Linked DNA regions of Homo sapiens: region 2 is linked to region 1. The links are chromatin loops, found by intact Hi-C in ENCODE. Cell type or tissue: ovary. All regions are shown on one strand. Links, peaks and the distances in the headings refer to the core of each region. The heading gives the core; the rest is flanking DNA. Region 1 overlaps SEMA4B (semaphorin 4B). Region 2 overlaps IDH2 (isocitrate dehydrogenase (NADP(+)) 2).

Region 1 (14,245 bases), core at 2,720-10,719:
ACATCACCAGGAACTCCTTCCAGTAGGACCTGTCTGCACCCCAGCTGGCCTTGCCACCAGCTGGTGCACTCACACGCGATGTGCTGATAATGACGGGTACACTGCCACCCTCATCTGTTTGGTCTGCCACCCCGTCCTCCACCACCTCTGGGCAGTAGCTGGCTACCAGCTGCTGGAAGCCCTCCTCTAGTGACCAGCACTGGAACTCCCCCAGCTGTTGGGTGCCCACCAGCAGCAGGTCCCCAGTGGGTAGCACGTGGCAGGAGGCCGAGGCATTGACGGGGGCCCCGTTGCGTAGCCAGAGTCGGGTCGCCAGGTTGGAGAGGAGCGGGCAGGCCAAAGTGTTCACTGTGTTGGGCTGGAACTGGACTTGCTCACATGGCTTCTCCCCTGTAGGCAGAAAAGGCATGGGGTAGGGGGGTGCCAGCGTCCACAGTAGCTCCAAGCTCCCCTGCCTCCCTCTGGGCTATGCCCCTGGTGCCACGATGGGCAACTCCGGGGACCCCTGGGACTGAGTCTTCCTGGGGACCTGCTTACAGGGGTAGGGGGCAAGGAAGTGAGGAAAGGCATTTACAACATCTGTGCCTGGGGGAGCCTTCCAAGCACACTTGTCCCCACCTCTCTCCTCCACCTTTTGAGGGGGCACCTCACCTGTTGGTACAAAAGACGGGGACACAACCGAAGACGCGCTGCAAAGGTCCTTGGCGCTGGCTCCCTCGATGTCCTGGATCCACGGCCTGAGGGCCAGAGAGAATTCTGGGATTGGCCAGGAAGTCCCCTGAGCTCACATTCCCTCACCCCTCACTGCAGACTTGGGCCTGGGCAAGGGCCTTTCCTGAGCTGATTCCCCACCCACAGGAGTCAGCATCTCCTCTGTCTACACATTATTTCAAGTCAAAGCTAAGATAACACTTCCCTTAATTACATAAACAGTATGTACCCTCAGTGGCCAGGCATGGTGGCCCACGCCTGTAATCCCAGCACTTTGGGAGGCCAAGGCCGGTAGATCGCTTGAGCCCAGGAATTCAAGACAACCTGGGCAACATAGCGAGACCCCATCTCTACAAAAAATAGAAAAATTAGCCAGGCATGGTGGCGCACGCCTGTGGTTCCACCTGCTCAGGAGGCTGAGGTTGGAGGATCGATTGCTTGAGCCCAGGAGGCCAAGGCTGCAGTGAGCTGTAATCACACCACTACACTCCAGCCTGAGCAACACAGAGAGACCCTGTCTCAAAAAATAATAATAAAAAATAGTATGTACCCTCAGAAAAAGATTAGAAGGACAGCTGGGATCTGTATGTATAGATCTCTCTTTTTCTTTTTTTTAATTAAAATTTTTTTTGATGTGTTCTCATCTTTTTTTTTAAACAGTGCACATGCATACATCTGTGTAATAAAAAATAAAGGACAGTAATTCTGGATACACTCAGGAGACAGATAAGTCAACCAGGCACGAAGGATGAAAACACTACAAAAATCACAGCATCTACCAGCCAGTGATCATGACAGTTAACATTCTGGGGTGTCCCTCCTGGCATACGCACCAAAACTCACTTGGTTTTTGTAAAAACTGACACCAGGTGTATCCATATGTGAAGCAAGAACACTACAAACAGGACAGTTGCCAATGTTATATAAAATATATGAATGTTTGGCCAGACGCGGTGGCTCATGGCTGTAATCCCGGCACTCTGGGAGCCCAAGGTGGGTGGATCATCTGAGGTCAGAAGTTCGAGACCAGCCTGGCCAACATGGTGAAACCCTGCCTCCACTATAAATACAAAAATTAGCTGGGCATGGTGGCGGGCACCTGTAATCCCTGCTACTTGGGAGGCTGAGGCAGGAGAATCGCTTGAACCCAGGACGTGGAGGTTGCAGTGAACCGAGATTGTGCCACTGCACTCCAGCCTGGGCGACAGAGCGAGTCTCCAAACAAGATAAATGAAATGAAATGAAATAAAATAAAAGGATTTTTGTTATCTATACACATATGTAGTAAAACCTGAGAGGATAATATATCAAAATCTCACTGCGATTCTCTCTAGGTGGTGGGATGAGGGGTAGTTTTGCTTTGTGTTCATCCCTATTTTCTAAATGAACATTTTATAATCCAAATAGGTTATTCTGAAACCAATTTTTACTGGGTTTGTTAATGGACTGTTTCCTAGCCCTACTATTACTAAAGCACGTTCACACGCTAATCCACATTTTCCTGCAAGGCTTTTCAAAGCTGTGCTATTTCATACTTTACCAAATCATGTCCTCGTTTTACAGGTAGCCAAGATAAACACACAATTTCCTGTCTGAATTGCACTTGAGAGGAAGCAGGAGAGCTAATTAATAATTATGCTGAGACAGTGGACATAAACGAGGCTGTGTGGCGGTCCCAAGGAGGGCCCAGGATGGTGCTCCGAGGTCACCTGTGCAGGGCTGGACAGATGGGAAGGGGCCTTTGGGAGTGCTCACCTGGTGGCCAGCTGAGGCTGGTAGAGGCTGACGTGCTTGCAGCTGGAGCCGCTCCAAGCACAGTAGGGGTCCCGGGCGAGGAGGCAGTCCCCACAGCTCCTGTACAGGCTGCAGTTGGCCATGGGCACCTGGACTACGCCCGAGTGTGAGGCCGCATACAGCAGCCCCTGCACAGCCAGACACGGGGATGAGAAGCGGGCATGGGCAGCCAGGGCCATCACCCATGGCCACCCGGCTTGTATGCCTCCCAGAGCCACCCCCAAGAGGCCTGTTACGTAACAGGCGACCCCACTTTCTAATAGTTCATGACTGGATCCTTTATCTTTCCATCCTCCTGAGGCAAGGGAGGAGAAGCTGGGTGGGGACTGCTTGGTGCTAATGGAGGGCACCCCCCAAGTACCCTGCCAGGATTCCTCGTTGGCCTGCTCACCCTGTGGGTGTCCAGGAGCAGATTCTGCACGGGCTGTCCCGATGAGAAGATCTGCAGCTCCTCAATGATGTGCACCCGGGGGCCCACGCTCACTGCCTTGTGGAGCCGGCCGTCACCTGGGGTGTGGACAGGACTCAGGCCCTGGGTGGAGCCCACTGCCCATGACCCACCAGCCACGTGCACCCCTTCCCCTGAGCCTGCTGGGCTGCAGACACTTACCAGTGCCCAGGAAGAGGACATCGTAGGTGTGGTGCAGGCCAGGGACGCGGTGTACAGCCACGCGCTGGTAGCGAGCCTGGGGCTGCAGCAGCAGCATGCGGCTTCGGACCTGCCCGTCCATCAGGAAGTGGTCCTTGAGGAAGTTCAGCACGCGGTCTGGGAGCTGCAGGGATGAGTTGATCTTCCTTTCCCGGGCACTGTTGGTGATGCACTGGAGGAGAAAGCAGCAGTGTGAGGCCAGCCACACCTCGGGGTGGCAGGCAGGATGCGGGCCCTGCTTCCCCAGTGGACAGTAGCGGTGTCTGTCCCCCCGCCCGGAGCCAGGGCACATCCCTGGCAGTGCTCTACAGAGCCAGTGTGCACATCTGAGGGAGCAAGGACAAAGCCCAGGGTGCGGGGAAACCGAGTGCTTGGAGGGCTTCCTTGCTGTGCCTCCTCCCTGCCCACCACCCCAGCCTCATATGCCCAGGGGCCTCAAGAACCAGGACCACACTCCCTGCTCCTCTGCACCCTTCACCAGTGCTCTCAGGAAGCCCTGGCCGGGCAGAGCGTCCCAGTGCAGTCGGCAGTTCTTTCCTGCCCCGCCTGAGGCTTCCTGAAATTCTGAGAGGTGCTCCACACCATCTGTCAGGGGCTCCAGCAGGACCCAGCTCCAGCTGCCCACAGCAACAACAGCGTGCTGACACACCCTCTTTTGGTTTCCCTCCCTCCTCCTCTCAACCTTCCTATTCCTTCATGCTGCTTCCTGGCATCACCTCCCTAATAAACTATTTGGCACGTATATCCTTGTCTCAAGGTCTGCTATCAGGGTAGCCCGTTAGGCTAGAAGGGAGGAAGAAAGGATTATTTCCCCACAGCTTGCCCATTCAGTCACTTGATAATTAAATAAGGAGCTTGCAGCTGAGTAGGGGAGAGGACCAAATGAAGAGATGATTGTAACAGCCTGCAGCAAGTGCCCTGATGGGGACACACTTGTATCCTGAAACAGAACTGAAGATATTCTGACATTCATACTTATATCTAACCCAGTACACAAGCAGGCCTGGGCCTATATCCCCATATTAAAGATGAGAAAAGAGATTCAGAGAAGCCAAGTGATCTGCCCGAGGCTAGGCAGCCTTGCTCCCAGCATGGTGTGGGGACCCACATCTTCCCGGCACCCCTTCTGGGTGCAGGGAGCCAGTACCCACCGCTCCAGGCCGGGGTGTGGGCACCGGGTGGGTCACGGTGTACCACTGCTGTGTCTCACGGTTCACCTCCTTGTAGAGGCCGCTGAAGACTCTCTGCACATCCTTCATTGTGAAGACACAGACGGCAGAGCCTTCTGTAGTTCCCCTGTGCCTGCAGAGGAAATAACCAGATTAACCCAGGAGCCCTGGGGGCCCCAGTCCCAGCCACCCTTCACCCTTCCATCTCCAGCGAGGTCTGGAGGCCCTACCACTGGGAAGTGAAGACCCCATAGAAAAGGGTGTCACGCCAGTCCTGGGGGCTGGGGCTCAGCGTGAAGACATCCTGCAGCACGTTGAAGGGGAAGCCATCGTCGGGCCGTGAGCACAGCAGCTGGGCCTTGAGGAAGGAGGTCCAGCGCTGCTGTAGCACCCGCTCTCCACCCTCATCGCCCTGGAGGGAGAGTCGGATGGGCTGGGCTTAGGCACATGCTGAGCCATGACGGGGATGCACGGCACAGGACTGCCTCAATGGACCCACCCCAGACACCAGGACTGAAGGGCAGGAGAAGGCCAGGACCAAGTTCCATCTAAAGTCAGGAAGAGCAGTGTACGCATCCATCAGGAGGATGGTCCTTACTGTAACTAAGCAGAGCCTTCCTAAATATGGACGCGATTCACTGCTGAGCAAACAAGGAAGCCAAAGGACCCCAATATAGCCTAATGCCATGTTCCTGAGTGAGTTAATAATATAAGTACAAGGTCGGGATGGTACTTATATTATTAATGCCTATAATTCCAGCACTTTGGGAGGCCAAGGCGGGTGGATCACTTGAGCTCAGGAGTTTGAGACCCTGTCTCTGCTAAAAATACAAAAAAATTAGCTGGGCATGGTGGTGCATGCTGGTAGTCCCAGCTACATGAGGGGCTGAGGTGAGAGGATTGCTTGAGATTGGGCAGCGGAGGTTGCAGTGAAATCTCACCGCTGCACACCAGCCTGGATGACAAAGTGAGACCCTGTCTCAAAAAGGAAAAAAAAAAATGTATATATATATATACACAGAGTTACACATATGCCAAAAAAAAAAAAAAAGATTTGGAGGGGGCATTCTAAAATGATACCAGTGACTCCTTCTTGTGCTGGGGTGGTGGGGTAATAACATTCATAGTTCACATTTAGTCACTGCCCACCACATTTCTAAGAGCTTTGCGTGGATTAATAATTCACATAACAACTCTGAGGTCAGTGTTATTCTTCCTATTTAACAGAAGAGGAAACTGTTAACCGAGGGGGTGAGGGACTTGCCCAAGATCCTAGGCCAGCAGGGTTTGAACTTGGGCAGTTGGCCTCCAGGGTCTGTGCTCTCCAGCTGATGCTACAGTGCCTCTTTAACTTGTAAGTGATTTTTGTGTGTACAGTTTTCTATTTTCACATTTTTTTTTTTGAGACAGTCTTGCTCTGTCACCCAGGCTGGAGTGCAGTGGCACCATCTCGGCTCACTGCAACCTCCACCTCCCAGGTTCAAGCGATTCTCTTGCCACAGCCTCCTGAGTAGCTAGGATTACAGGCGTGCACCACCACGCCCAGCTAACTTTTGTATTATTAGTAGAGATGGGGTTTTACCATGTTGGCCAGGTTGGTCTCAAACTCCTGACCTCAGGTGATCCACCCACCTTGGCCTCCCAAAGTGCTGGGATTACAGGCGTGAGCCACCATGCCCGGCTATTTTCACATTTTTTAAGTAAAAAAAAAAAAAAGAAAAGAAAAAAAATGGCTGGGTGCAGTGGCTCATGCCTGTAATCCCAGCACTTTGGGAAGCCGAGGTGGGTGGATTGTTTGAGCCCAGGAGTTTGAGACCAGCCCAGGCAACGTGGTAAAACCCCATCTCTACAAAAAATACAAAAATTAGCTGGGCATGGGGGCGCACACCTGTAGTCTCAGCTACTCGGGAGGCTGAGGTAGGAGAACTGCTTGAGCCCAGGAGGTCGAGGCTGCAGTGAACCGTGATCGTGCCACTGCACTCCAGCCTGGGTGACAGAGCAAAGATCCTGTCTAAAAATAAAAAGAAAAAAAAAAAAGAAAAAAGTAGTAAGATATTTTAATTTAAAAGGTGAGAGAGAAAAGCTGTTAGCCAAGCTGTACTCCTTGGCGGGATGGGAAAGGCCATGCATGGATGTGGGTGATCTTGCAGCTGTGGAGGCTTTGAGGTCCCTGGGGTGGCCACCCTGTCAGCCCGTTCCCCTCACCTTGCAGATGCGGGCAATGCGGGACACAATGGTGTTCTCAAAGAACTCAAATTCCTGGCCAGTCTCGCTGAAGAAAAAGTAGATCTTGTCATCATCGCCTTGCAAGCTGCCCAGGCTCTCAGGAATGTAGGCTGAGGCCACAAAAGCTGGGTCTGTAGGGACCAGGTCAGGAGCTCAGAGTCAGCCCAGGAACCCTGGAGACAGGCCAAGCTGGGGGAAAGTGCCCCCTTCTAGGGCTGGGTGAACAGGATCCCTGCCCTCTGGGTGGTGGCAAGAGGACTTCACCTTGCAGCCAGTTGAGGGAGCTCTCGGTCTTGGTGGGGCGAAGGCTTTGGCTCCGCGAGATGGCCGGGTCATTCCCTTGGAAGCTGCTGACTGTTCCAGTGTAGAGCTCGCCATCTGCCAAGAAAACATTCCCATGGGAATGGGCTCCTCAGCACGGCCCCTTCTCCCTGCTCAGGGCCCAGAGTGACCCCAGCACTGCCCGTTTTGCCTGTGGTGGGCAGAGAAGGAAGCTGGAACTTGGAAAAACCAAACCCAAGGCAAGCCCCTGGCCATTCTGTCCCCTTGGAAATAAGCATGGCATGGACTCAGCCTGTCCAAAGCTAGCCCTCTAGCCCTGTGTGCCCCTACATGGAACCTCAATGAAGCCATCCTGCCCTCAACACTCACCAACCACCAGGGCAGTGGACTTGAAATTCGGGTCGAAGGGACAACGGCCCTTGCCATCTTCCAGGAGGACATTCCCCTTCTCGTCCCTTGCCAGGGTGAAGTTCTCCATGTTCTGCAGGAGGGTGGACACATGGGCTCAGGGGCACTCCAGGGAATGAGGAGCAGGCTTGGTGAGAAAGAGAGAGGCGTGCAGGAGAAGGCAACTCTGCAGGCAGGTGAGGTGTGTGGGACAGAAGGGGTCAGGTGTCAGGGACGCCGTCCTCCTCAGCCAGGACACGGTGCCGAAGGGTTTGAACCTGGACAGTCGGCCTCAGGAGAGGCCTCACCCAGACACAGTGCCACACTGCCTCACAGTGACCCGACGCGGGACACATTATCAGACCCACCTGGCGGAGGAGGTGAGGCTTAGAAAATGATGTGAGCCTGGCCGGGCGCGGTGGCTCACACCTGTAATCCCAGCACTCTGGGAGGCCGAGGCGGGTGGATCACGAGGTCAGGAGATCAAGACCATCCTGGCTAACACGGTGAAACCCCCCTCTCTACCGAAAAATAGAAAAAATTAGCCAGGCGTGGTGGCGGGCACCTGTAGTCCCAGCTACTCGGGAGGCTGAGGCAGGAGAATGGCGTGAACCCAGGAGGCAGAGCTTGCAGTGAGCCGAGATCGTGCCACTGCACTCCAGCCTGGGCGACAGAGCGAGACTCCATCTCAAAAAAAAAAAAAAAAAAGAAAAGAAAAAGAAAAAAGAAATAAAATGATGTGAGCCTGGAAGGGGCAGCAATGTGATTCAAACCCAGGTGTGTCTGACCCCAAAGCTGGGCTCCAACCCACAGCATCAAATGCCACCCTCTGCTAGGGGTGTGTGCTGAGGAGGGGGTGTACAAGATAAGACAAGAGAATCAAGCAAAGGAGAGGGAGAGATGCTGGAAGAAGCAGAAGAGGGCAGCAAGGCCTGGGTGGCACAGGATCTTCATGGGTAAGTGACCGCATGTGCCCCCGCCTCCCCGCACAGGGAGACATGGCTGTCAGGGCTGCGCTTTGTGCCAGGGTGTGGGACCTCAGGGCTCTTGGAGGCCAGTGGTACCTAGAAACCTCCCTCTGGGCCCTGCCTTTCCTCAGGGGTCTATGCTACAGAACAGGATCCCTGGGGCAGAAAGAGGGGCAGTTCCCAGGTCAGCCTCAGGGCTGAGGACAGGTCACTCACGATGTAGGTACACATGGGGCTGAAGGCTGCTGTGCCACAGGTGAACAGGTGACTGCCGCTGAGCGGCAGGAGGATCTTGATGTAGTTTTGACAGTCGCGCTGGGGGGAAGGAGCGAGGGGATATCAGTCCCACGCCCAAGCATGCCACCAGGGGGCACCGCCGAGCCCCCCCTTCCACACCCAGGCCCGGCCTCTGCTCCCAGGACTGGGGATGGGGCACTCAAGTCTAGGAACAAAGAACCCACGGGTTTTCTGGGGCACAGTGGAGCGTGCACAGAGTGTGTGTGCTGCAGGGAGCCCAGGGGCTCAGCTAGTTTTGTGACTGGCAAACTTTCCTTCGGCCTAGGGGTGAGGGCACAGAATCCTACCCCTTTGAGTTGTACTATTCCCCAGCAGCATCCTCTTCAGAAGCCACAGGCCCCTCCCAACCAAGCTGGGAGCTGATGAAGCCACAGCCCAGAGCAGGAGGACTGCTCAGCCCTGAACCCTGAACCCCAGATTCATGCATCACCTTCAAATGGGGTATCTAACTGGCACCTGCAACCAAGCTTCTTTCTGGTCCTCCCTAAAACACATGCTTCCCCCCGAGATCTTGCCACTTTCATTAATTCTGTCTTTTCAGTCGCTGAGGCCCCAAACCCAGTCAGCCTTGACTCTTCTTGTCGGTCATACCCCATAATTTCCCACCCAGAAATCCTGGTGGCTCCATCTTCAAAATGCATCCGGAATCTGAGCATTTCTCACTGGTCCGAGCCACCATCATCACTCGCCCCTCACTGCTCTCCCTCCTCCTGTCCTTCCCCATGGAGGCTTCTCTACCACAGTAGCCAGAGTGACCCTCTTAGTACACAGGTGAGACCATGTCACATCTCTGCTCAGCCTTCCCCTGGCCTCCCAAATACCTCCCTCAGAGTGAAATCAAAAGTCCTGCCCCTCCTCCAGATATGCCACTGTCAGCTCCTCACTCTCTCCTGATCTTGGCTCAAATGTCACTTTTTTAATGAAATGTTACCTGACCACCTCATTCCATCCCACGCCCCGCCAATAACATTTGTAAACTGACTACTTTTTCTTTTGAAACACAGTCTCATTCTGTCATCCAGGCTGGAGTGCAGTGGCGAGATCTCGGCTCACTGCAACCTCTGCCTCCCAGGTTCAAGCGATTCTCCTGCTTCAGCCTCCCAGGTAGCTGGGGCTACAGGCGCCTGCCACCATGCCTGGCTAATGTTTTTTGTATTTTTAGTAGAGACGGAGTTTCACTATGTTGGCCTGGCTGGTCTCGAACTCCTGAGACACTCAGGAGACCATGAGGTGGAGACCTTGTGATCCACCTGCCTCAGCCTCCCGAAGTGCTGGGATTACAGGCGTGAGCCACTGTGCCAAGCCTGCTTTTTCACAATTAAATCTCCAGTACCTAAAAGTACATGGACACAGAGTGCATGCTTCATCAATGTTAGCTGAATAACAGAATGGCAGCCAGGACTTGAACCTGTGTCTTGATCCCAAGTCCAGCACTCGTTTGCCCTCACCTTACCCAGCACCTGCTGCACTTAGGAGCAGGAGCAGGAGGCCTCTAGGGATGATGATGAGTCCTCCAGGAGAACCTGGGTTGAACCAGATTTCATCCTGTGCTTTGGCCAAAACCACACCAGAATCTGTCAGATGTGCTACATCAGGAACCATCTGCAGAGGGACACAACTCTCACCCCACCCAATCTCTGTTCACGCTGGAAGCTGACTTGTTAGGTCTTGTATCTATGAGCCAGGTGCCTTACACCTATTAGCTTCCTGAATCCTCACTGTAAGCCCAGTGAGACCGGATCATTATCCCCATTTTACAGGTGGGCCCACTAAGGCTTAGACAGGTGAATCTACTTGTCGAAGGTCGTAGCGATGTAAGTGTAGTGCTGGGATTCAAACCCAGGCCGGGTAATCTCAGAAGCTTATGCCCTTCCCACCATACCTGGCTGTATCTGCTCCCACCTCCCGCCTCTGGCCTGGATGGAAGTCCACCACCCTCCATCCCTCCTGCAGCTCAGCTCCCTTCCAGGTGTGGGCTCACCTGTGGGTCCTTGCCCTTGAAGCTGCACTGCTGTTTCTTCTCTGCGTCTGCACCCCAAAGCAGCTGGGGAATGAGAAAGGGGAAGGTAGTGGACAAAATGGAGGGTTTGCTGAGCCTCCCTCCTCTCCCATAGGCATCATCCTTGGACCCAGAAGGTCAAGCTTCCCGTCCATCTTCCCTCTGTGGTCCTCTGCCCAGCCTAGCCAGCTCCAGGCAACATCTCTCACCTCCTGGTACTCCCCGCCTGGCAGGAAGCTGAGGTTGCTACTGAGTGCAAAGAGGGCCTCTCGAGCACCCACGTACAGGGTCCTGCCATCCCTGCTCAGCAGAAGGGCTGTGTAGTTGGAGATGTGTTCAGCTTCGAATCTGAGGAATGGCCGCTCTTCAGAGCCTGGGGAGAGGAAGATGGGTATTACCTGGGGCCACCCCTCCCATGGGAAGCCTCTTAACACCAACCTTTAGATGGACTGGTTTAAAGGAAGGTAATCAGCAAGGCAAAGGGTGGCAATGGCAAGGGGCTGGGGGCAGGGGGATCAGGTTTGATGGGCGAGCAGCATTCCTGGACTCTCAAACATTACATAAGAAATGATGCAGAGATGTATGTACAAGGATACTTACTACGGCACCCTTCACATTAATAAAAAACTGAAAACCAAAGAGTCCGTCCAACCAGAGGGGACCTTGTCAAAATAAATTATGATGCCTCAATCCAACTGAATACTATACAGCTGGGAAAAAAAATGATGTATTAGAAGCTCCAGAAAAACAGGCAAGAAAGGCATGGTCAAAATATCAAGCAAACTAAAATATAAAGTGATGAGTTTTGAGCACATAATAGAATATTAAGAAAGGAAAATACATTTAACACTTTCCTTTGAGTGACATTAGACCCAAAGAGAAGGAAATGTTAAGTGGGCCCTGCAGTGAATGCTATTTGCATTGACAGAGTAATGCAAATGTTGAGCATGGGCTTTTCTTTTTTTTTTGAGACGAAGTCTCGCTCTGTTGCCCAGGCTGGAGTGCAGTGGCATGATCTTGGCTCACTGCAACCTCCACCTCCTAGGTTCAAGTGATTCTCCTGCCTCGGCCTCCCAAGTAGCTGGTATTACAGGCATGCACCATCACACCCAGCTAATTTTTGTATTTTTAGTAGAGACGGGGTTTCACCATGTTGGCCAGGCTGGTCTCAAACTCCTGAACTCAAGTGATCTGCCCGCGTCAGCCTCCCAAAAAAGCACTGGTCTTTGAGACTGATGGTTATTACACAGAATGGGAGTGTTTTCAATTTTGACCTCAGAAACCAGAACTGATGACAGACAGACATCATAATATGGTAGCAGGGTTGTCACAAGCTGCTGCCAATGGCTAATGGAATAATAAATACAGGTCAAGTGTACTGTTTTATATTGCAAAGGTAACCAATAAAGGAAGTGAATACAGTACGGTGACAGAATATGTTGGGGGGAGGAATGGAAGGGAGATGTAAGTGAGGGAAAGTTAGGAATTCAAATAAGCCAAGAAATAGTGGTGTAAGTATTTTACTTAAAAATATGGAGGAAATGGGCTGGGCGTGGTGGCTCACACCTATAATCCCAGCACTTTGGTGTGGATCACCTGAGTTCGAGACCAGCCTGACCAACATGGAGAGATCCCGTCTCTACTAAAAATATAAAATTAGCCAGGCGTAGTAGCACATGCCTGTAATCCCAGCTACTCGGGAGGCTGAGGCAGGAGAATCGCTTGAACCTGGGATGCAGAGGTTGCGGTGAGCTGAGATCACACCATTGCACTCCAGCCTGGGCAACAAGAGTGAAACTCCATCTCAAAAAGAAAAAAAAAAAATGGAGGAAATAATGGTAGAACAAGAACCCTAAGAACCCTAAATGATTAAAAGTCCCTTTTAAATTGGCCTGGGGTGAGGGAGGACAGACGTTTTTGCTTTTTATAATAAGCCCTTCTATACTTAAAAATATATATATACGTGCATGTATCCTTGATACAAATTTTATTTATTTTTTGAGACTGAGTCTCACTCTGTTGCCCAGGCAGGAGTGCACTGGCATGATCTCGGCTCACCGCAACCTCCGCCTTCCAGGTTCGAGCAATTCTTCTGCCTCAGCCTCCCGAGTAGCTGGGATTACAGGCATGTGCCACCATGCCCGGCTAACTTTTGTATTTTTAGTAGAGACAGGGTTTTGCCATGTTGGCCAGGCTGGTCTCGAACTCCTGGCTTCAAGCAATCCGCCTGCCTCAGCCTCCCGAAGTGCTGGGATTACAGGTGTGGGCCACTGCGCCCAGACCTTGGTACACATTTTAAGTAGCTTTTGTTTTTGCAGAATAACAACAAGGAAAGACACGAATTATCTACCATGAAGTGAAAATTCAGGTTATATTTAGTATGTATGGTCAAATTCTATTTTTTGTGGGAAAAATATAAGCATAGGAAAAAAATCCAGAAGGATGTATCACAAAACACTAAAACATGGGCTCCCTGGTAGAATTACAGGTAGCTTTCTTTTCTTTTTTACTTGTTATCATTTTTAGATTCTCTAATAAGCAGGTTATCCTTATATAATGTGAAATATATAAATCAAAGAAAAAAAAAAAGAAACACACACACACTTACCCACCAGGGTACTGTTTATGCTTTGGGTAACTAAAGGGTTTGGAGAGAAATTATTTTTAAAATTCTAAGCAGCTGATGAGAACACAAAAACAAGCAAAGAGCAGCACCCTGACCACCCTCAGGCACGTTGTAGCGGACCAGTGGGTTATGACCACACAAACAGTCTCACGAAGCTGAGGAAGCAAAAAGTGCAACACGCCCAATCAAGCAGCTGTGAAGATGACTTCATGTGTGTTTACCTGTGGAGTGTTTTTACATACCCCCAGCCTGGTTCCATAAAGGGTGGGGAGACATGAAGAAAAGAAAGTAGTGAAATATAAACATTAAAATCAGGAGCAGAGAAAACCCAAATCTGAAGAAAAACATCTCCATCAGCAAGGAAGTAAAAATTCACGAGTAGGTCAATGAGTCTTCGCACAGCTGGTAGAGAAGGGCTGAGCCTTTAGTGCTGGGCCTCCTGGTGGCCAAAGAAAAATGGGAAATGAAGCTACTCCATCCTCAATGTCCATAAGGAGGAACACATATCAGCCATTTGGGGGAAGCTCAGCCTTTTTTTTTTTTTTTTTTTTTGAGATGGTGTTTTGCTGTTGTTGCCCAGGCTGGAGTGCAATAGCACAATCTTGGCTCACCGCAACCTCCGCCTCCCAGGTTCAAGCGATTCTCCTGCCTCAGCCTCCTGAGTAGCTGGGATTACAGGCATATGTCACCACGCCCGGCAAAGTATTTTTAGTAGAGACGGGGTTTCTCCATGTTGGTCAGGCTGGTCTTGAACTCCTGACCTCATGTGATCCACCCGCCTCGGCCTCCCAAAGTGCTGGGATTACAGGCGTGAGCCACCACGCCCAGCAGCTCAGCCCTTTTTTTTTTTTTTTTTTGAGACGGAGTTTCTCTCTTGTTGTCCAGGCTGGAGTGCAATGGTGCAACCTACACCTCTCAGGTTCAAGCGATTCTCCTGCCTCAGCCTCCCAAGAAGCTGGGATTACAGGTGCCTGCCACCATGCCCAGCTAATTTTTGTATTTTCAGTAAAGTCAGGGTTTCATCATGTTGGCCAGGCTGGTCTCTCGTACTCCTGACTTCAGGTGATCCGCCTGCCTCAGCCTCCCAAAGTGCTGGGATTATAGGCCTGAGCCACCGCGCCCAGCCGAAGCTCAGCT
Region 2 (8,913 bases), core at 1-8,000, 130 kb after region 1:
CTCCTGGTGAAGGGCGGGCCTGGCTGGGAGGAGAGGGCCCCCCTCCAGCCTCCCCAGGGGCATGATGCGCTGTGTGTCCCTGCTTCTAGATGCCGACAAAAGGATCAAGGTGGCGAAGCCCGTGGTGGAGATGGATGGTGATGAGATGACCCGTATTATCTGGCAGTTCATCAAGGAGAAGGTAGTGCCCCCTCCTGAAGTGGGTGGCTCTCCAGGTGGGCTGGCCAGGGATTGTTCTGTCCCACAGGGTCTTCTGGACTGCAGGTCCCTAGGACCCCCCCGTTGTCCTGGTAGGCAGCAGCAGCTCTGTTTCTCTCCCTCTGTCTACCCTTCTTTCACATCTGGTCCACTAATTGTTCAGAAGTCGTCAGGCGGGGGCCTGTCCCCAGCAGTCCGTGTTGTGATGGTGCCAGATCCCACACGTTCTGTCAACTTTGAGAAGCTTCAAGGTTAATCCTGTATCATTTCCATCTTGATCCCCTACGTTTTGCCTCACTTCTTGAAAAGGAGTGAAAAGGGAACAGGGCTGGTGTGTAGGGCAGTGACCCAGCCTGCAGTTGTGACGAGCCACCATGGCAAAGGGGTCCCAGAGTGGCCGCTTGGCTTCTCCAAAGTTGCCGTGGTCTATGTATGTCCAGGAGAGCATGTAGTCCTTGTGAAGGCCCCACACTGTGTGTGCGTTCATGGGACAAAGGTTGAGAACTGTCACTTCCAACTGTAAGATCTCAAAGCACTTGAGAAGAGGAAACCAGTTGTATAGAGAAATCTAGATGTACTTGGGGTTGGGGTTTGGCTGAGTTGATGGGCCATGTGAGGGGGGCACACAGGCACAGTGGAGGAAGAACCCTCCAAAAGACTGCGGCCTGGCCTGCCAACCTCTCTCCAAAGCCCCAGCCTCTGCCAGCTCTGGCCAGGCCCCACTGAGAAATGGCTGACTCCAGCTTTCTGCTGCGCCCCTCCACTGGCCTTCACTCATCCCTGTTTTGACTGACTGTCCCCTGCCATGGCCTGCAGACTTCTTATCCTGCCCTTTGTTGTCATGTCCCTGAGTCACTGGGGTGACGCCTTGCTCTGGCCCTCTGTCCCCAGCTCATCCTGCCCCACGTGGACATCCAGCTAAAGTATTTTGACCTCGGGCTCCCAAACCGTGACCAGACTGATGACCAGGTCACCATTGACTCTGCACTGGCCACCCAGAAGTACAGTGTGGCTGTCAAGTGTGCCACCATCACCCCTGATGAGGCCCGTGTGGAAGGTGCGAGGGTGTGGAGGTGGGCGGGCCAGGGAGGGTCACAGGCTTCTCCCACCGGCCTCTCCAGACTTGGGGTGGGGCAGTTGGCCATGTCACTCATCTCGGGACTGGGAGGTTGGGAGGCTCCAGAGCTGGGGCTTTCCTGAGGCCAACTGCACCTGAGGCCAGTCTCCCTGTGTGTGCCTGGTGGACAGTGGGGCCTCAGAGGTCACCTTTGATGAGGCTGGGGCAGGCGTGGGTAAGGGGCTGGCCTCAGGTTCCACGGTTAGGGCACAGCAGAGCTGAGAACAGAATCCATGTCTTCCATCTCCCAGGCCAGTGGTGTTTCTGCTTCACTCTGGCTCTGACAGTGGTAGGTGTCATCGGTGACAGGGCTGAGGAGGAGGAGGAGGAGGAAGGTAATGCTGATGTGGTCACAGTAAGGATGGCTTCTTTGGGCAGTAGTCCATTCTGGCGTGGACAGTCTTGCAGGCAGGTATGCAGAGAGATTGTGCAGAGGAGTGCTGTGTGTAAGGCCTGTGTCCTTCAGAGCCTCAGCAGCCTCTGGGGAACATTGCTGTTGCCCTCCTGCCACTGGCTTGGCCTTGCAGGTCTGCCTCTGTCCCCATGGTCATGCAGGGTCACTGAGAGGTGCCCCCACCAGGCCTAGACTGGCTTCTGGTCCTTGGCTGTTGGGGCCGCTCTCGAGGGTTCCATGAAGTCACAGCAGTGTGTGTGCAGAGGGGCCAGGTTTGGATAATTCGAGAAAGGATGGTTGAGGAGTTTTCTGAGCTCTCTCTTCCTACTTTCCACAGTTGGAGGGAGCTGGCGGAAAGTACTCGAGATACATCTGCAAATTCCCCAGGCCTGCCCCTGTCCTGCAGGTCATGCCTGACCCACAGCACTGGGATCATTTGAGTGTTGAGCTCTTCATTTCACCTGAACCTTGGGAGTTGTGTATCCCCATTTATGGACAAGGCAGGAGAGGGTCACAGCCTTAGGAACTGGGGTGGCGTTGGGGCCAGGACCGGAGCATGTGGAGTGGGCAGTGTGTTGTCAGGCTTCGTCAGACAAGTCCTTCCCCCGGACTGTACTCCCTCCATGTGTGATGTGGGAATCATAATGGCCAACAGAGCACTTAGCATGGACCGGGCACCGTTCTAGGCCCTTTACACACGAGCTCATTTCGTCCTCACGACAACACTTAGGCTGGTTATTTTTCCAGTAATTTTTTTTTACAGCTTTGGTTGAGCCACTTTTGTAAGCCTCACCATTAAAACTGGCAGACTTGCTGGGCATGGTGGCTCACACCTGTAATCCCAGCACTTTGGGAAGCCGAGGCGGGTGGATCACCTGAGGTTGGGAGGTCGAGACCAGCCTGACCAACATGGAGAAACCCCATCTCTCCTAAAAATACAAAATTAGCTTGGTGTGGTGTCACATGCCTGTAATTCCAGCTGCTCGGGAGGCTGAGGCAGGAGAACCGCTTGAACCCAGGAGGCAGAGGTTGTGGTGAGCCGAGATCGCGCCATTGCACTCCAGCCTGGGCAATAGGAGCAAAACTCTGTCTCAAAAAAAAAAAAAAAAAAAAAAAAATTGGCAGACTCCAGAGCCCACACATTTGCACTCTAGACTCTACTGCCTTCCTCATGAAGAATTTTAGGACCCCCGTCTGGCTGTGTTGTTGCTTGGGGTTCAAATTCTGGTTGAAAGATGGCGGCTGCAGTGGGACCACTATTATCTCTGTCCTCACAGAGTTCAAGCTGAAGAAGATGTGGAAAAGTCCCAATGGAACTATCCGGAACATCCTGGGGGGGACTGTCTTCCGGGAGCCCATCATCTGCAAAAACATCCCACGCCTAGTCCCTGGCTGGACCAAGCCCATCACCATTGGCAGGCACGCCCATGGCGACCAGGTAGGCCAGGGTGGAGAGGGGATCCACTGACCTGGGCACCCCCCGACTGGAGCTCCTCGCCTAGCCATCCTCTTGTCTCTGCAGTACAAGGCCACAGACTTTGTGGCAGACCGGGCCGGCACTTTCAAAATGGTCTTCACCCCAAAAGATGGCAGTGGTGTCAAGGAGTGGGAAGTGTACAACTTCCCCGCAGGCGGCGTGGGCATGGGCATGTACAACACCGACGAGGTGAGGCTGGCTTGGGCATCCTGGGCCCCTCCTCTCCCAGCTTGTCTCTTCATCTCTGTCTCGTGGCTTTCCTTTCTTCTGTAATGGCCTCATTCTTAGGCCACAAAGAGGCAGAAATGGCCACCAGGGCTGGGCATGGTGGCTGACACTTGTAATCCCGGCATTTTGGGAGGCCAAGGCAGGATTGCTTGAGACCAGAAGTTTGAGACCAGCCTGGGCAACAGTGAGACCCCATCTCTTGAAACAAAAAGAAAAGAAAAGAAAAGAAAAGAAATGGCCACGAGCAGCTCCAGGCGTACTCCTGCCTGCTTGGCTACCCTATCAGAAGAGAATGCCTCTTTATCCCCAGTTCCAGCTCCAATGCCAGGCTGAGTCACATGACCACCTCTGAGCCAATCACAGAGGCCCTGGGGAGAAAGGCTTCTGATTGGATAAGCCAGGGACACACTGTCAACCCCAGCGCTAGGCCTGGGAATTAGCCCTGCCCCAGCCACATGTAGTCTAAGGCGGTGCTTTCCAAAAAAAAGTTGTTTCCAAAAAAAAAAAAAAAAAGGCGGTGTTTTCCAAAAAAAAAAAAAAGGCGGTGTTTTACAAAGCAAAGTTGAGAGGGAGAGGCTGGGCCAGCAGAAACATCGTGTGCACTGCACGGAGGCTGGTGTTAAACAGTCGCGTGGGCGGCGGGGTACCGTTCCTGGAGAGCTGGGCCTTGCCCTGGGAGGTGGGAGGTTGCCGGCAATCGCCAGGCTAGGGCACCACGCCAGGGCCCTGTCTCTCCCCCTGCAGTCCATCTCAGGTTTTGCGCACAGCTGCTTCCAGTATGCCATCCAGAAGAAATGGCCGCTGTACATGAGCACCAAGAACACCATACTGAAAGCCTACGATGGGCGTTTCAAGGACATCTTCCAGGAGATCTTTGACAAGTAAAGCCTCATCCATGTACTCTGTGGCCTTTCTTCCCTTCCCCCCATGCTGTTCCCATCCTACCCTGGGAAGGTCGCTATTAGAGTGCATTTGGCTCAGCTCCGAGGCTCAGGGAGGGATCCCCAACCTGTCAGCCTTCTGCCCTCTCCCCATAACAGACCTTTTTACTCCCAGGCACTATAAGACCGACTTCGACAAGAATAAGATCTGGTATGAGCACCGGCTCATTGATGACATGGTGGCTCAGGTCCTCAAGTCTTCGGGTGGCTTTGTGTGGGCCTGCAAGAACTATGACGGAGATGTGCAGTCAGACATCCTGGCCCAGGGTACGCTGGGAGGACGCTGCTCCCTGTGGGGGTGGACTGTTGGTCTTCTCTGGCTGGAGGGATTTTCAGACCCTTTTGGTAGAAAACTCTAGTGGAGCAGGACTCATTGCAGGGTCCTCTGTGGACAGCAGGGGGCAGGAGCTCCCTGGCATCTGAGTGAGAGAGGATCACAAATTAGGTTTGGACTGGTGTATGACTGAGGCTGCTCTTAGAGAGAAAGGAGGGCACAGGAATTCCAGGGCTAGGTTGACAGCCCTAAGGTTGCTCCAGTCCATGATGGAGCCTCATGACTCTTTGGTTCCAGTAGGAAAATGGGATCAAGCGGGACTGGAGGTTCTTTAAACTACAGCGAATGCATTTTGCATAGTGAACCTAATGGATGGAAGAGAATGTTGGGGAAGCCTGCAAACCCCCAAGCCCTAGGGTGTCCTAAAAGACAAATCAGATTGCAGTAAAAAGTATAGGTGATGAGGTCAGGAGTTTGAGACCAGCGTGGCCAACATGACGAAACCCCGTCTCTACTAAAAATGCAAAAAAATTTAGCTGGGCATGGAGGCGGGCACAGTCATGGACACCTGTAATCCCAGCTACTTGAGAGGCTGAGGCAGGAGAATCTCTTGAACCCAGGAGGTGGAGGTTGCAGTGAGCCGAGATTGCGCCATTGCACTCCAGCCTGGGCAACAAGGGTGAAACTCCGTCTCCAAAAAAAATAAAAAATAAAAAATAAAGTATAGGTGAGACCATTAGAGAAGAACAGCGAGAAATGGGCCAATTGTGTTGGGAACAAGAGCAGGAAAGGTGGTAGGTGTGGGAAACAGGCAGGACATAGAGAGTGAAAGAGAAACCTAAGCTTACCAGGGCAGCTCCTGGTATGGGGAAAAGGGAAGCCCAGGACGGGTTCTGATGAAAAGCAGAGTCTTGTTACTTTGTGTAAACCTTTGGCTTTACTTTGGAAAGTTCAGTGGGGATCCTCTCACCGAACAATTCCCATCTAGGATAGAAGGATGAAACGCCATAGCAGATGAGGCAGAGGCATGAAAATGAACCTTAAGTGTCTAAGGAATGGTGTGAAGGTGCAGGTAAAATGGAGAAGGGATTGCTTACAGCCAAAATTCTTAGAATTCATAGACAAAGCATTTTCCTGTAGATGTTGTCCATGTTTTCTTTCTTCAATCCTTATTTTGGTGTCATGGGGGTGCCTTTGAAGCCCTGGAGTCCTTGACAATAGAAAAGCTTGCTGGAGTTGACATGTGGATTTGGGAGCATTCAGAAATTAATCAAAAAGCTTGAAAGTGGCCTAAGAGAGTAGCTGCAAAAGTGATTGTTGGGAAATAGCTGACCACAGCTTTATTGTTTTCCTTGAATGTGCCTCCGGGTCACGAGCCAGGCTGGGTGGCAGGCTGTGGGGGACCACAGGACTCTGTGGCCTCTTGGGCCCTGTGGGCCACAGGCTGTGGGGCGCCTGGAGCTGGTGACACAGATGGATGTTAATGTGCTGGTGATAGCCACCCTCCAGTGCCCTCCAGCCCTGTGCTGGGCCCTGGAGACCCACAGGAGGGTGAAGAGACCTGGAACAGTCCCTGTCCTCCCAGTTGCAGCTGGGGGAGGCTGAGTAGAGCCACGAACTATGGCAGCTACAATATTGGGTTGTAGAGGGCAGCAGGGCTCAGCTGGGTGGCCCCAGGAGAGGCGAGGCCCTGAGAGAAAGGCTTTCTACCCTCCAGGCTTTGGCTCCCTTGGCCTGATGACGTCCGTCCTGGTCTGCCCTGATGGGAAGACGATTGAGGCTGAGGCCGCTCATGGGACCGTCACCCGCCACTATCGGGAGCACCAGAAGGTGAGTGCAGGGCATGGGGCCTCACAATGCCCCTCTACCCCAGGGGCCTAAAGCCCACTGGGCTGAGGGCTGGAAGGACGAGCCTGACCCACCAGCCCAGGGGCGGGCAGCTGTATCTGGGCAGCCTCCTCACTAGCTGGCTCGGCTCTTGATCTCCCTGCAACCCCCGTCCCCAGGGCCGGCCCACCAGCACCAACCCCATCGCCAGCATCTTTGCCTGGACACGTGGCCTGGAGCACCGGGGGAAGCTGGATGGGAACCAAGACCTCATCAGGTGAGCATGGAGGGAGAGGCCGGAGCTGCCCAGGACAGGCTCTGGGTCCTGCCCTTGCACAGATGGGGTCTCATTCTGCCCCATCCCCATAGGTTTGCCCAGATGCTGGAGAAGGTGTGCGTGGAGACGGTGGAGAGTGGAGCCATGACCAAGGACCTGGCGGGCTGCATTCACGGCCTCAGCAAGTGCGTGGCCTGGGGTGGTAGGCAGACCCTGGGGCCATGTGGGAGGAAGCCAGGGGACCCCTCCTAAAGTCCCCCTCATGAGTCAGCTTAGCTGCAAGGGGGCCTGGGGCAGGACATGTCCACAGCCCTGAGAGACTGCTCAGGCCAGCCTCTGTAGACCAGGTCTAGTGAGTTCCTCCCCATCCCTGAGGCTGGCTACTCAGAGCTCCTTCCGACCCTGCCCACACCCCTTTCCCAGCTTCTCTCAGGAGAGCAGTTACCTGGCAAGACAGACCCTGCGGGTGCCTGCCGAATCTCGGTGGCCTCATGGTAGGGGGCTATAGCTGGCCTCTGGCCTGTAGTCTGGGTGGCAGGAGATGGCTGTTCTGATGCCCAAGCTCAGGCTGTTCCCTGGAAGGGCCTGGCTGATGGCCTTGGCAAGGCCTGGAGCCACCCCTGATGTGAGTGGTGCTCTCTCTGCAGTGTGAAGCTGAACGAGCACTTCCTGAACACCACGGACTTCCTCGACACCATCAAGAGCAACCTGGACAGAGCCCTGGGCAGGCAGTAGGGGGAGGCGCCACCCATGGCTGCAGTGGAGGGGCCAGGGCTGAGCCGGCGGGTCCTCCTGAGCGCGGCAGAGGGTGAGCCTCACAGCCCCTCTCTGGAGGCCTTTCTAGGGGATGTTTTTTTATAAGCCAGATGTTTTTAAAAGCATATGTGTGTTTCCCCTCATGGTGACGTGAGGCAGGAGCAGTGCGTTTTACCTCAGCCAGTCAGTATGTTTTGCATACTGTAATTTATATTGCCCTTGGAACACATGGTGCCATATTTAGCTACTAAAAAGCTCTTCACAAAATTGTCTGCTGTGTTTGTCCCTGAGGGGAGGAGGTAGTGGGACCCTGAGGCAGAGGCCCTGCTAGAGCTGGCAGGTTCCCCTGGGGCAGACCAGAGCACCTCAGGAAGGGGCTGCCACGGCAGGGAAGGGACCAGGCAGCCCTGGGAGCCCGCATTCCACAGGGGCCCACTGCGGAGTTCTCGGACACTCAGGGCACAGGCCTGTGGGTTCCCTGGAATTTTCTAGCATGATCCAGTTTCTGTGTCCAGTTCTCCATTCTGAGAGTCAATCAGTTCCTGATAGGTTGTCATTGATTTTTTTCTTCGTTGGTTTTAACCTTCTAAACATCTCCAGGCCACTTTCTTAGCCTTTTTCTAGGTACTAAAAAGAGGTCCTACCCACACCTGCCTCACACTTCTCCTTTCCAAGGCTGCCTGAGTTTGGAGGGGCTTGGGTGTGTGTGAACAAGGGCCCTGCATTGTCTAGGCCTGCAGTTCCCAGGCTTGGGTTCACTTTCACCATGCATTGGCAAAACTAGAAAAGTAAGCTTGTGACAAATTGTTCTCGGCCGGGCACAGTGGCGCACGCCTATAATCCCTGTACTTTGGGAGGCTGAGGTGGGTGGATCACTTGAGGCCAGGAGTTCGAGACCAGCCTGGCCAACATGGTGAAACCCCATCTCTACTCAAAATACAAAAATTAGCCAGGCGTGGTGATGCGCACCTGCAGTCCCAGCTACTCGGGAGGCTGAGGCAGGAAAATGGCTTGAACCTGGGAGGCAGAGGTTGCAGTGAGCCGAGACTGCACCACTGCACTCCAGCCTGGGTGACAGAGCAAGACTCTGTCTCAAAAAAAAAAAAAAAAAAAAAAAAAAAAAAATTGCTCTATGCAAGTTTTTTAGCCCCATGTAAAAAGGAAAAATAAAAGTTGCTCTAAAGCTACATATAATCAAAAGGACTGTCCTCTGCATAGTAAGTTCTGCAAAGCTTCTTCTTTTTGGTGTTAAAATGTCCTGGAGAAGAGTTGTATAATCTTTATAAAGTCCTGGCCAGGTGTGGTGGCTCATGCCTATAGTCCCAGCACTTTGGGAGGCCAAGGTGGGAGGATCACTTGAGCCCGGGAGTTTGAGGCTGTAGTGAGCTATGACTGCACCACTGTACTCCAGCCTGAGTAACAGA

What was found. Hi-C counts contacts between places; a loop is a spot of excess contacts. Peaks named below come from ENCODE experiments on the same cell type or tissue, not always from the same donor. Only the 100,000 strongest peaks of a DNase experiment are listed, where the experiment ranks them.
Region 2: it touches region 1 in a loop (2.0-fold over the local background); 11 of 110 quality-filtered maps call a loop at or near these places.

What each region holds. Positions count from the first base shown.
Region 1 is chr15:90,214,049-90,228,293 of GRCh38, reverse strand. SEMA4B (semaphorin 4B) reads right to left here. Exons shown (of 14, transcript NM_198925.4): 2 at 10,692-10,855; 3 at 10,465-10,527; 4 at 8,403-8,501; 5 at 7,201-7,312; 6 at 6,814-6,927; 7 at 6,529-6,680; 8 at 4,554-4,735; 9 at 4,306-4,456; 10 at 3,116-3,326; 11 at 2,897-3,012; 12 at 2,467-2,633; 13 at 652-737; 14 at 1-390. Among named protein-coding and RNA genes, the nearest start is that of CIB1, 13 kb to the left of the region's middle. RefSeq lists an enhancer at 6,093-6,931 and a silencer at 13,363-13,657. In ovary, for the core only: CTCF peaks have their summits at 6,823 (motif pointing right) and 8,552 (motif pointing right); DNase peaks (open chromatin) are centred at 6,853 and 8,517; H3K27ac peaks cover 316 bases.
Region 2 is chr15:90,082,821-90,091,733 of GRCh38, reverse strand. IDH2 (isocitrate dehydrogenase (NADP(+)) 2) reads left to right here. Exons shown (of 11, transcript NM_002168.4): 2 at 90-181; 3 at 1,090-1,255; 4 at 2,987-3,147; 5 at 3,232-3,375; 6 at 4,159-4,295; 7 at 4,471-4,622; 8 at 6,347-6,459; 9 at 6,636-6,733; 10 at 6,826-6,918; 11 at 7,381-8,689. The coding sequence ends at 7,468. Among named protein-coding and RNA genes, the nearest start is that of ZNF710-AS1, 5.1 kb to the right of the region's middle. RefSeq lists enhancers at 90-590, 3,736-4,649, 6,755-7,255, 7,256-7,756. In ovary, for the core only: a CTCF peak has its summit at 4,739 (motif pointing right); no DNase peak of the experiment used is centred there; H3K27ac peaks cover 451 bases.